2 separate regions of the Mus musculus genome follow, and region 2 is linked to region 1. The links are chromatin loops, found by intact Hi-C in ENCODE. Cell type or tissue: left cerebral cortex. All regions are shown on one strand. Links, peaks and the distances in the headings refer to the core of each region. The heading gives the core; the rest is flanking DNA.

Region 1 (5,514 bases), core at 378-5,377:
TCAAACAACCTTGAACTTCTGCTCCTCCACACCCAGGCTGTGCACTCAGGTTAAATGCAGTATTGGGGATGAATCCCAGGGTTGCATACACTCTCCCAGCCCCCAGCAACCAACTTGCAAGTTGAGTTCCGTCCTCAGATCCCATCAACTGCTTGGTTAGGCCCCAAGGTTTGTTTTTATTATTGTTATTACTACTATTGTCATTATAGTTAGGGTTGTTTAGGTTTTTGTTTTTTAGATTTGTTTAGTTTTATGTATATGAGTGCTCTTTCTGCATGTATACCTGCCTGACTGAAGAGGGCGTCAGGTCCCATTACAGATGACTGTGATTGCTGAGAATTGACCTCAGGACCTTTGGGAAAGTGGCCTGTGTTCTTAACTGCTGAGCCATCTCTCCAGCCCTATAGTTAGGGTTTCTATTTTTGCAATGAAACACCAAGACCAAAAAACAAGTTAGGAAGAAAGGATTTATTTGTCTTACCTTCCACATCACTGTTCATCATCGAAGAAAGTCAGGACAGGAACTCAAACAGGGCAGGAACCCAGAGGCAGGAGCTGATGCAGAGGCCATGGAGGGGTGCTGCTTGCTGGCTTGCTCATCATGGCTTGCTCACCTTGCTTTCTTATAGAACTCAGGACCATCAGCCCAGGGTTAGAACACAGTGGGCTGGGCCCTCCCCCACTGATCACTAACTAAGGAAATCCCCTATAGCTGGATCTCATGGAGGCATTTCCTCAATAGAAATTCCCTCCTTTCAGATGACTCTAGCTTGTGTCAAGTTGACCTAAGACTAGTTCAGGGCACTTACCAATATTTAAAAGCATAAAAAGAGAACGATGTCTACTCCACCCTAGGGACCCTCAACTCTAGTAGCAACTGGCTTGAGCTGTTTGATGAAGGATGAAGGTAAGGCATGAATGCTTTCCAACTGGGATGCAAGGTCAAATGTCATTAATTACGTCCCCTGATAATATGGCTGGCTGGTCCAAGAGGTCTGGAGTGGGGGTGGGGTGGAGGTGGAGTTAGACCTTCACACACCCAGTCACCCCAGGAATGTCAAGGATGGATCACACATAGATGAGGTGAGGAAGTCATGCCTGGAATGGTGAGGATGGATCACATATAAATCAAACTGTTAGGTCTCAAACCCAAGACAAACAGCTAACAGAGGTTACTATTACCATATCAAAGCTGACCCTGGCCACCAAGTTTTCCCACCATCCCTGAGTCTCTACCCATTCCAGGGTCCTCCTGGCTGGCATACTCCACCCCATACCCTAAACTTCTCCAGCCACGAGGCTGGACTGGGTTTTCCCTTCCCCCAGCCTCTCTGGCTCCTATACAATTCAGCCATTTCGGTTACATTATCTCTTAGCCCAGGCTACCCCTCTTTGTTAGTGTCTCCTTTCTTGCTTTCCCTGCCTCTCTCTCTCCACATAGTCCAGCTCAGTCTGGCAATGTTCACTCTGCACTCTCCCAGATGCCTCTTTTTGTCCATATTCTGTATTCTCTCTTATGTCTGTCACAAACCTTCTCCTCCACCATACCTAAGAACATCCTGAGCTCCTCCCATTTCTTTCTCTTTTTTTCCATCCATAAATCATCCCCAGAATGGTGAAGATGTGTACGGTTAGCACTCTGTCTAAATTCCATCTTACAATTACCTGGCAACAGCCAGGTAGGCCTGGCCCACTACAAAAGGGGCTGCTTGCCCCCTCCTCCCTCTCTTACTCCTTCCCGGCTTGCTTCTCTCGTGCCCTCTTGGGCTCTTCCCTTCCCCCTTCCCTTCTCCCTCTCTCCCTGTGGTCATGGCCGGCCTCTACTTCTCTGCTCTCTCTCTCTCTCTCTCTCTGCCTTTCTCTGCCTCTACTATCCACTTAACTCCTCTCCCCATGCCCTGAATAAATTCTATTCTATACAATATAATAGTATAGAATGTGGCTGGTCCTTCAGGGAGAAAGGATGCATTGGCATGGGCCCACTGAGGCACCCCCCCCTCACCACACCCCCATAGAACATGTTCTTATACCTCTTTGTCTTTTTATAATCACATTGTGTGCCACACAGATGAGGTCACCCCAGGAATGGAGGGTAGATCACATATAGATGAGGTTACCCCAGAAATGATAAGGATGTATCTCACATGGATGAGGTTACTCCAGGAATGGTGAAGATGCATCACACATCGATGAGATCACCCCAGGAATGGTGAGAATAGATCACACACCCAGTCACTCCAGGTAAGGACGAGTTACACAGAGATGAACTCACCCTGGAAATGGTGAACGTGAGCCCCCTACAGAGAGGGTTAGGGCATTTGCTGAAAATCCCTGCCACCGAGATCAGAGAAAACGGAAAAGGTTAAATACGGAAGAGACCTTCAAAGGTCACCTCCCTCTTTGCATGGAAGAGGAAGCCAAGGTCCCAGAAGGCTGCGTATCTCTCACAGAGTGCATTTACAGAAAAACCCAACCCAAGACTGCAGGCGCCTTCCACTGAAGTAACAGAAATGGGAAGGGGAAAAAAAAAAAAAAAAAAAAAACACTGAGTGAGTCAGGCGAGCGGGGGACACGGTCTCCCTTCCCCCTACCTCGGGGTGGTGGCAGGCAGCCAACTGGAGCTTGCTGCATATTTAATTTAAACCTTTGTCTGCCCTGGCAAGGACAAAGTACAATCTGTTTTATGTAAAAAGTCTTCCCTGAGGAAAGCCTCAGCCTCCAGCTGCGAAACTGATTGATGTTCTTAACTCCTCCCCCCCCCCCCCCCAGCCTCTGTGGGGATCCGAGGTTGCAGTTTCCAAAAAAAGAGTTGGGGGGGGGGGGAGGAAAGCACTCCAAACAAACAAGCAAAACAAAATTTCTTGCTTTTATTGTGTTACTCTCAATCTAGGAGAATTAGCCTGAAACTAGAGGGAGAAGCCTACAAATAAAGCCTATATTTTACAAGCCGATTTCAGAGCCCCAGATGGGAGGGGCTGGGACAGCAAGCTGCCGCGGGAGGCTGGAGTCTCGTCTAGGAGCTTTGTCTACAAGCTCCTTCTGCCTTGCCTTAGATGGCCTAATCTAATCAATACAGATACCAAAACGTCCTAAAGATGCCTTAAAGTGAAGCCTTCGTGTCAAGGAACATCACCGTTGGAAATGGTCACCGAACGTGAGATGGAGATTAGGAGTCACCTTGTTTTGAGAGCTCTGTGGATTTCCGGGTAGCCTGTTTCAGAGACCCTGATTTGGGAGATCATATGTCTTGCAAAACCAAGGCGTGCATTGTTGCAACTCAGTTTGGGGTCACCTCCAAGTGTTCCTGGACCTTCTAGACTTCTGCCTTAGACTGAAGCACTTAGTGACCTCAGTCTCAGCTGGCGCTCAGTGTTCAAAGGTTAGCGTCGAGGTGCGCTGAGGAGACCCAAAGGGGGCGGAACCACCCTGCATAGCATTAGACTTTTAACTCTGCTCCCGCCCTCGGTCCCCTGTATCAGATTGGTTGGAAGGAGAGCGTGGGTTAAGGGGGCATGGACCTGCCTTCCCCTTTCTGGTTCAGGAGCCAAACTTCATCTTGGAGTCAGAACAAAGCCATGGCCGGATCACACTAAGGAGCTCCAGCCTGTTTTGGGACAGAGCCAGGACCCAGAAACCATTGCCATGAGCCACCAGCTGGCTGCGGTCCCGGAAAACTTGTGCAGCTGCCGCACAGGCCAGACTGGGCCTGCACACTGTCACAGTGCCAGGCCCTCCATTAAGGCCCCCGTCTCCGCTCACACCCAACTTGCCCCGCGTACTTTGGCATCCTCCTGCCTTGAGGTGTGCCCTGGGATTACAGGGGAGACTTCAGAACCACCGAGTGACCTGCCTCCTCTTATCTTTCTGGGAATTACACAGTTGTTCTGGAACCCCTTGGAGAGGTCAAGGTAGATGGCTCCAGTCGCTGGTCTGATGAAAATGGAGGATTGAATCATTTCCCTTAACTCTGTGTGGTCTAATTTAAGTGCCTGTCATTAGTACTTCTAAGGAGAACACAGGCGCCCTAGCCCTGAAAACTGAAATCCCTCTCCGAAGGCCCTAATGATGGGGACAAAAAAAAAATCAATGAATGGCCACATTCACAGCTGTTTCCAGAAGTGTTTCCTGCTTTCTTGGACATTAAGCTCCAGTAATAAAGTTAACAACAGTACAATCATCCCGAGAAAAGGTCAAAGAAGAGGAAAATCTGTTTTGAAAAAAGATCCTGCCATCTCTTCCACACACCCGAGATTATCTCGCCATGCAGTGAGTGATTTCTCCGGGTAAACGTTCCCATTGACCCTCAGTGAGATGATCTGAAAGATCTGGCTTTTGCCCCAGTTGTATGAGTCCCTCTCCTGCTTGAGTATAAGCCTCCAGAAATCTGACAGACTGTAACAAGTCCGTCTTTAAAGGATTTGTGTGTGTGTGTGTCTCATGAGCACACACAGGTTAGAGTACATACACGAAGGTGCCAGCAGAGACCAGAAGAGTGCCAGGCAGTTGTGAGCCTCCAGACATGGGTGCTAGGAAATGAACTTTGGTCTTTGGCAAGAGTTCTTCTTAACCACGGAGCCATCTCTCCAGCTCCCCAAAGCTGCCTTTCGAATCCCTTATCATCAGGCAAAGGTCTACAGGCGTTCAATAAGCCTGGGTCTTAAGCATCTTTCCTGATATAGGAAACAGGGCAGGATGCCACAGTGGGGTCAGTGACCTAGAGTCCCTGTGGAGGGTGACCCAGTAGTGCTGAAGCTGTAAGGACAAGAAAGACTTCCAGGAAGCTGGCAGCGAAGGGGAAACGGTGGCTATGTTGCTTAGTGAAGTGATAAGCACACGTTAGCAAGTGTGCTGAATTCAGAGGGCTGTGTGGATTAACTATCTGGGAATGTTTCTGGGAGGGGGTGGGGGGTGGGGGCAGTAACTGTTGAGCTCAAACTTAAAAGATGGGCAGGCTTTGGTGATGGCAGAAATGGAGCGGGCAGACTCGTAGCAAGATGCATCCCGGAAGACGTATGACTCCTCCGGATACTGAGATGGGACAGTGCAGGGCGTGTTTGGAGCACAGAGGGTCCTCTGGAACAGCTGGGGTGCACAGGATAACATAGGGAGTGACAGGAGCTAGATTGAGGGGTCACATCAGACGAGATGGTGATTGTTCTGGAAAACGAACCCCCTGGATTCCATCCTAGAGGCAAAGCCGAGACACGTGGAGAATCTTAAGCAACCGACAAGGTCAAGGGATTTAAGTTAGTGTGTACGGCAAACGAAAGGTCTGCAGAAGTCTGGAGTTCACTCCGGATGGATGAACAAGCCTATTGTCCTATTGTCCAGTTGAACCTCCTACAGGACTGGCAGGTTTTCTCCACCCCAACCAGATAAACCCCAATTCTCCTCAAGCCCCCAAATTCAAATCTTGAGAGCTGGAAATCTTCCTTTCCCAGACAACTCCTCCAAAACAATTAACACTTGGCTCAGACTGTCTGGTACCCTAATGTCTGTCTAGAGTCAGCAGCG
Region 2 (5,514 bases), core at 382-5,381, 180 kb after region 1:
TAAGCTCAGGTGGGCTCAGTACAGTCAGAGGGGCTACACAGCTACTAAGTGGAGTCTGAGTCTGAGTCTAATGTATCATTCTTGTCCTCAGAGTTATGCTTCAAGGTCTGCAAAGAATTGCTCCTTAATCTTGGGAGTTCAGGTTTAGATAGGGTCCCTTGTCCTTGATGGTACCTCCAAAGGCTCGGGCTGAGGAAACTGTCTGACCTTGTTTAGGCCCAGCTGGGCATTTCAGTAGGTGAAGAAGGAGATACACAAACAAATTCTATTTCACAGTGCGGAGCAAGTATCTAGGTTTGTGTAGCTATTAGGACAGCTTTTACATTTAGAGATAACCCAAGCGCAGATGGAAACACACACACAGATGTTCCTCGACAAATGTGCTGGACCCGAAGTTCACGAAACACATTTCTTGACTCCTGATTAATACATGTTTTAATGACCTTTAAAAAAAAAAGTCACATTTGCATGCTTCCCCTTCACCCCAGACCTTCAACTCCACAGGCTGACCGAGCAGGAGCGCATCCTTCCTTCAGTACTGGACTCAGTGTTTCTGGGATTATAAAAGTCTTCATAAAACAATGGCCTCTCTTTCTCTTCCTGCTTTTCTGGCTCTCACTCTGTAATCTACCCCAGCTCTGGTTTACACCAGTCCACCTATCAGAAATCTTTTCCTTCTTCCTCTTTGGCGGTCTAGATCGGGTTCATTCCTCAAGGTCTATTATGAACGTAATCTCTTTTGCCTTCTTTGATGACGCTCCAACCACAGATAATTTCTTCCTTGTCTAACACTGGGTATTACACCAGGTATAACCCTCATAAGACCTGACATTCTGACCTGTACAGTAGATATCTGTGGATGTGAAATGTGTGTCCCATTAAGATCTCCTACGTGGTACTGACCTTTGTATTGGAGGTAGCGTAGCACTAAACATACTTCCTTTCACCAATTAAAAAAATAAAAATCTTATTTGATGAATGCAAACTCAAGGTGTTCCATAATTTTCCATCATTGAAAATGGTCTAAGAGATCAAAAGACAAACCCAGTTTTTTTAATGGGGCATTTAATTTGAGGGGCTAGGCCAAAATAGTGGAGGGACTTCTGGTAGGTTAAGAAAGTATGCCTGGATTATGTGGAAACCCGAAGACTGCCTTGGAAGAGGCAAAACATAATTTGAAGGCACCCGTGGCATAACTTTATTTATTTGTGGCTTTAAGATGAATACAAGAAGTTCAGAGGCTTTAAAGGACATTTTATGAAAGAGCAAATTTTGAATGCATTGCAAACTAGGTTACCTAGCTCACTTCCAAACGAAATAAAAGCAAGTTAAAAAAAAATTAGCTCCTTCTCCGTAGTGAAAATAATAATGCCCAAGTAATGTCATTTTCTCCCTTCAAATTATAAGCTAATCAGCGAGGCCTGTTAACCTCATATAAACATTTCATTAAGGTACTCAGATGACACTACTGCTACATGAATAATGAATTCCCGCCCCCAGGCTTTACCTAATTTATGGCCCTTTATTTGGTGACTTTGCTTTAGAGCGCACAGGGTAAGGTGAAAGATGGGAAGAGAACCGGTTTAACTTGTATTCAAATACCTTTGCAGATTAAACAACACATCTCAACTTTTCCCCCCTCCTCTCCCCATCCGCAGCTCTCGTTTGTATCACAATCAGTGAACTGAGGAGATGACCCGAACAAAGGGGACTGGCACCTGCGCCTTCTCCATTGCAAACATTTCTTCCCACCCACGGCCCTCCACGGTCAGCGTTTGCCCGACCTTTCTAGCGCAGGCTCTTTCCCAGGTCACCTCGGGACCCCTGAGCAAGACTCTGCAGCCCGGGCTCTGACACCGATCTCTCCTCCTCCTACACGTGACCAAGCGGCGTGCGCCGCGGACAGACACCGCAACGCGGTAGACCTGGTGACAAAGGCTCGGGCGCATCCGGAGTCCCGCCGGCCTCCCGCGCTCAGCGTCGGCGGAGCCTGCGCAGGGCGGTGCCGCGCAGCGCGGGCCGCGGGAGCGGGAGCCGCAGCCGGGAGCGCGCCGCGGAGCCGAGCAGAGCCCGCCGCGCGCAGCGCCGGGCAGCGGAGGAGCCGAGGAGCGGAGCAGCGCCTGCCGCGTAGCCGAGGAGCGGAGGGGAGGCCGAGGAGAAGCCGAGCAGAGCCCGCCGCGCGCCGGGGAGCGGCTCCACGGAGCAGAGCCCACCGCCTGCCAGTCCGTTCGCCCGCGCCCTGCTGCTCCCAACGCCGCCGCCGCCCCGGAGCCCCGCAGCGACTGGGACACGGGTGAGCAGGCCGCGGCCCGTGAGCTTGGCTCCGGCAACCGGGCCCCAAGCGTCTTCCCCGCCCGTACTTACACCACGGCTCGGGAGATCATCCAGGACACCATCTTTTCGGCCGATGGGCCGCTGACCGCAGGCCGCGCGCTCCCCGCTCGCGCTCCCCGGGGCCGCGCTGGCGCCCTCGGGAGCCGGCCCGGTGTGTGCGCGCGGTGCCCGGAGCCGCCCGGAGCCCGGTCCCCCGCCCGTCCGCCCCCGCCCGCGGCCCCGCCGGCCCTGCCGGCCCCGCCCCTGCGCTCCGCTGATAGGCGGCGGCTCCGGGACCCCGCGGGCGCTGCGCTCCACCGAGCTGCGCGGTCACCTCGCTTCCCCGGGCCGGGGGACTCCGGGCGGGCGGTGAGAGCGCGTGGGAGCCGAGGCCGGGGGCGGGGGAAGCCGGGATTGTGAAGTGTCTGGCTAGGTGCGGCTCCGGTGCTCACCGAGGCTCGGCAGCCAGGGCCTACCACAGGCCTGGGTTGGCACGGCGAGGCTCGTGGTGCAATGCAGGGGCCAAGGGAGAGCGTCGGGGGTCACGTTTGGAGTGATGGGTTTGCAGGGATGGCGAGGCTGTTCTGGGCCCCTTGGGGCACCTTTTCCATCAGCGTCAGCCAACTCCTGTCTGTCTTGCCTGCCCCACAGCCTAAAACGTGGACCCAGGATTTCCGACCCGTGGTGCTGTTTACAAGTGTCCTTATTTTTTTTTTCCGTCACGCGCGCGCGCGTGTGTGTTACCTCTTAACACTGTCCAAAATTTTAAGCTGACCTTTTAAGTTACTGTAGGTGTTTTTTTTTCTTGGTCCCCTGGTGGAAGCAATAGTAAAAGTTCTCTAAGCTAGAAAGAATAATGTCTGTAATGTGGTGTTTGGAGCCTTTAATTAAAGTCCTAGAAAATATGATGGCTCATTTTGGGACGTACTGTAATTTAATCTTTTTGTTCCCCAGTTTCCCCATAATAAAAAGAGGCTAATAATACTCTTGCTTACCTCCTGCTTTTCAAGGATGATGTAAGGTATTGCTAATTAATGTGTTTAGGAAGGAGTCGGATTTGCCTGGGATGGTATCAAGGGACAGGGATAGGTTACCATGAGTGCCTTGTAGTTCATGAGGCCTATAAATTAAGAAGAATTTTGGCCATGAAAGAAAGCAGCAGGGGAGGGATGGTGGTGAGCTCTTGTGATCCCAGCACTGTGGAGGAGGTGGAGGCCTGCGGGGTTTCCTTCCACAGAACCAGGAAGAGAAGTCCTCCGCTGCTTTCTGCTCTTCCGTTCCTTTTTTTTTTTTTTTTTTTGCTTATTTACATTAAGAATGTGTGTTTTTATTTCAGGGGCTGCGGTGATTGCGTTTGTCCTGGTTTATTTAGTTTGACCATTGTTCAGCGTTACTGGGGAGATGTGCTTGCCCTCTAAGCAGCAGTTTTTCTGGCACATACCTTCCTTGTCCTTTCATGTCCTTCCATGGGCAGAGCGGTCTTGTAATGTCTTTATTTACAGCCTTTCGTTCCTCATCCTTAACATATCTTTCCCCTCCTCTCTTTCCTGAGCTAAGGTGTGTTTTCGTGCCCTTGACTGAATTGCATCTTTTTCTTGGATGCTTTATTTCCCATTCTCTACCTTTCTGACCTCTTAAATCCCCCCCCCCCAATTCCCTGCCCCCCACCCTCCCTCATAATTTATCCCTTAAGTTTCTGGACTCCTTTCACCCCTCCGCATTTAGTCTCTTCTGCCTGTTTTGCAGAGGTGATGGCTCTTGTTATTGTTTGCAGGACACAGCCCCCTTGTTCCTATTTCAAAAAGCCACGGGTTGTAAACCACCTACCTACCCTGGGTTGCTACAGTGTTGTTGAGTCATCCTGCCGCCCCAGACAGCCCTGGAGTGTTGATTCTCCTTGGTACCATGGAAACGGAGGTTTAGAGAACTTAACTCTGTAGCCAGTGATCCCCATGGTTCATAGGTAATGGAGCTGAACTCCAGTACTTTTGAGTCATACCTGAGTTGGGTGTGAGTTGGTTAGTCCAGGGGGAAAATTAAAAATTAGCAAGCTGCTTTTCTTCGTTGTTGTGACTGGCATTAACCACTAGCAAGCAGGTGGGGATGGGTCTGGGGATGCTGCACTCTGTGCTGTGTGGGGGACATCCTGAACAAAGACTGTTCCTGTGTCCTTCCTGGTTTAGGAAGATCATGCTTGTCATTCCTGTGATATTTGTCATCGTCAGAGCCTGAAATTTCCACTTTATAAAGTCACAGTTTTAACCGTGACTGAAGTTTCTTGTCTCTGTCTCTGCACACTCCTGTTGTGTAAACGAGAAGGGAAGGTTGTGTTCACCACTTGATTAGACGTTTTTGATAGTTGTGTCACATGGAGTCCTCAGCAGGTTTGCAAGGCAGTCACGTCCAGTTCCTAATCATTTTGTCCCAGCATCCATATGCTGACGGGCCTTTGTGTAACTTATTTTTATTTCCCCTTTCCACTTTACTGGTTTATCTAGATAGATGGATTTGTTTGGAGTTGCCTGTACAAGGGGGTTGCTCGGTGCGTCTCATTATGGCAGCGTGTTAACCGGAGGGCCACTCGGAAACTGATACGGCTGAGAACTATTGACCTACATAAGAGTCGGTCAATCCTAGGAGGAGCCTCTTGTGGAAAGCGCCCAGCTTTTAGAGGTGGCTGCTTGCTGTTTGTTACTGGACCTCAGATACTTGAGATCTGCTAATTGATGGCTATTAGATATATGCTTCAGTGTGTAAGATGATGCTATAGCCTTATGTGAGAAAAGGGAATACGGTATCTTCTGCTCAGCAGTGTGTGTGTGTGTGTGTGTGTGTGTGTGTGTGTGTGTGCACGCACGCGCACACAGTTGCCTGTGCTCCTTGCACCAAATGAAGGCCAGAGGGTGTCAGGCATATCCTATCCTCTGCTGCTCTGCCTTATTCCTTGGAGGTAGGGTTACTCTGACCTTGGAGAATTCATGTTTTCAGCTAGGCTGGTACCCTGCAAACCCAACTAACTCTCCCGACTCTGCCCCTCACCCCACACACTGGGGTTATTATAAGAACAGGGGCTGGAGAGATGGCTCAGCAGTTAAGAGCACTGACTGTTCTTCCAAAGGTCCTGAATTCAAATCCCAGCCACCACATGGTGGTTCATAACCATCTGTAATGAGATCTGACACCCTCTTCTGGACTGTCTGA

The links. Hi-C counts contacts between places; a loop is a spot of excess contacts. Peaks named below come from ENCODE experiments on the same cell type or tissue, not always from the same donor. Only the 100,000 strongest peaks of a DNase experiment are listed, where the experiment ranks them.
Region 2: it touches region 1 in a loop (6-fold over the local background); 22 of 42 quality-filtered maps call a loop at or near these places.

Annotation. Positions count from the first base shown.
Region 1 is chr10:66,917,898-66,923,411 of GRCm38, forward strand. 1110002J07Rik (RIKEN cDNA 1110002J07 gene) reads right to left here and starts at 2,487. Exons shown (of 5, transcript NR_138561.1): 1 at 2,273-2,487; 2 at 482-492. In left cerebral cortex, for the core only: no CTCF peak of the experiment used is centred there; DNase peaks (open chromatin) are centred at 2,605, 2,983 and 3,620; H3K4me3 peaks cover 1,295 bases; H3K27ac peaks cover 1,766 bases.
Region 2 is chr10:67,094,426-67,099,939 of GRCm38, forward strand. It overlaps Reep3 (receptor accessory protein 3), which reads right to left and starts at 2,563. Exons shown (of 8, transcript NM_178606.5): 1 at 2,365-2,563. The coding sequence starts at 2,396. It also overlaps a transcript of Jmjd1c not described here. In left cerebral cortex, for the core only: a CTCF peak has its summit at 3,142; DNase peaks (open chromatin) are centred at 1,965, 2,691, 2,986, 3,519 and 2 more places; H3K4me3 peaks cover 3,932 bases; H3K27ac peaks cover 2,635 bases.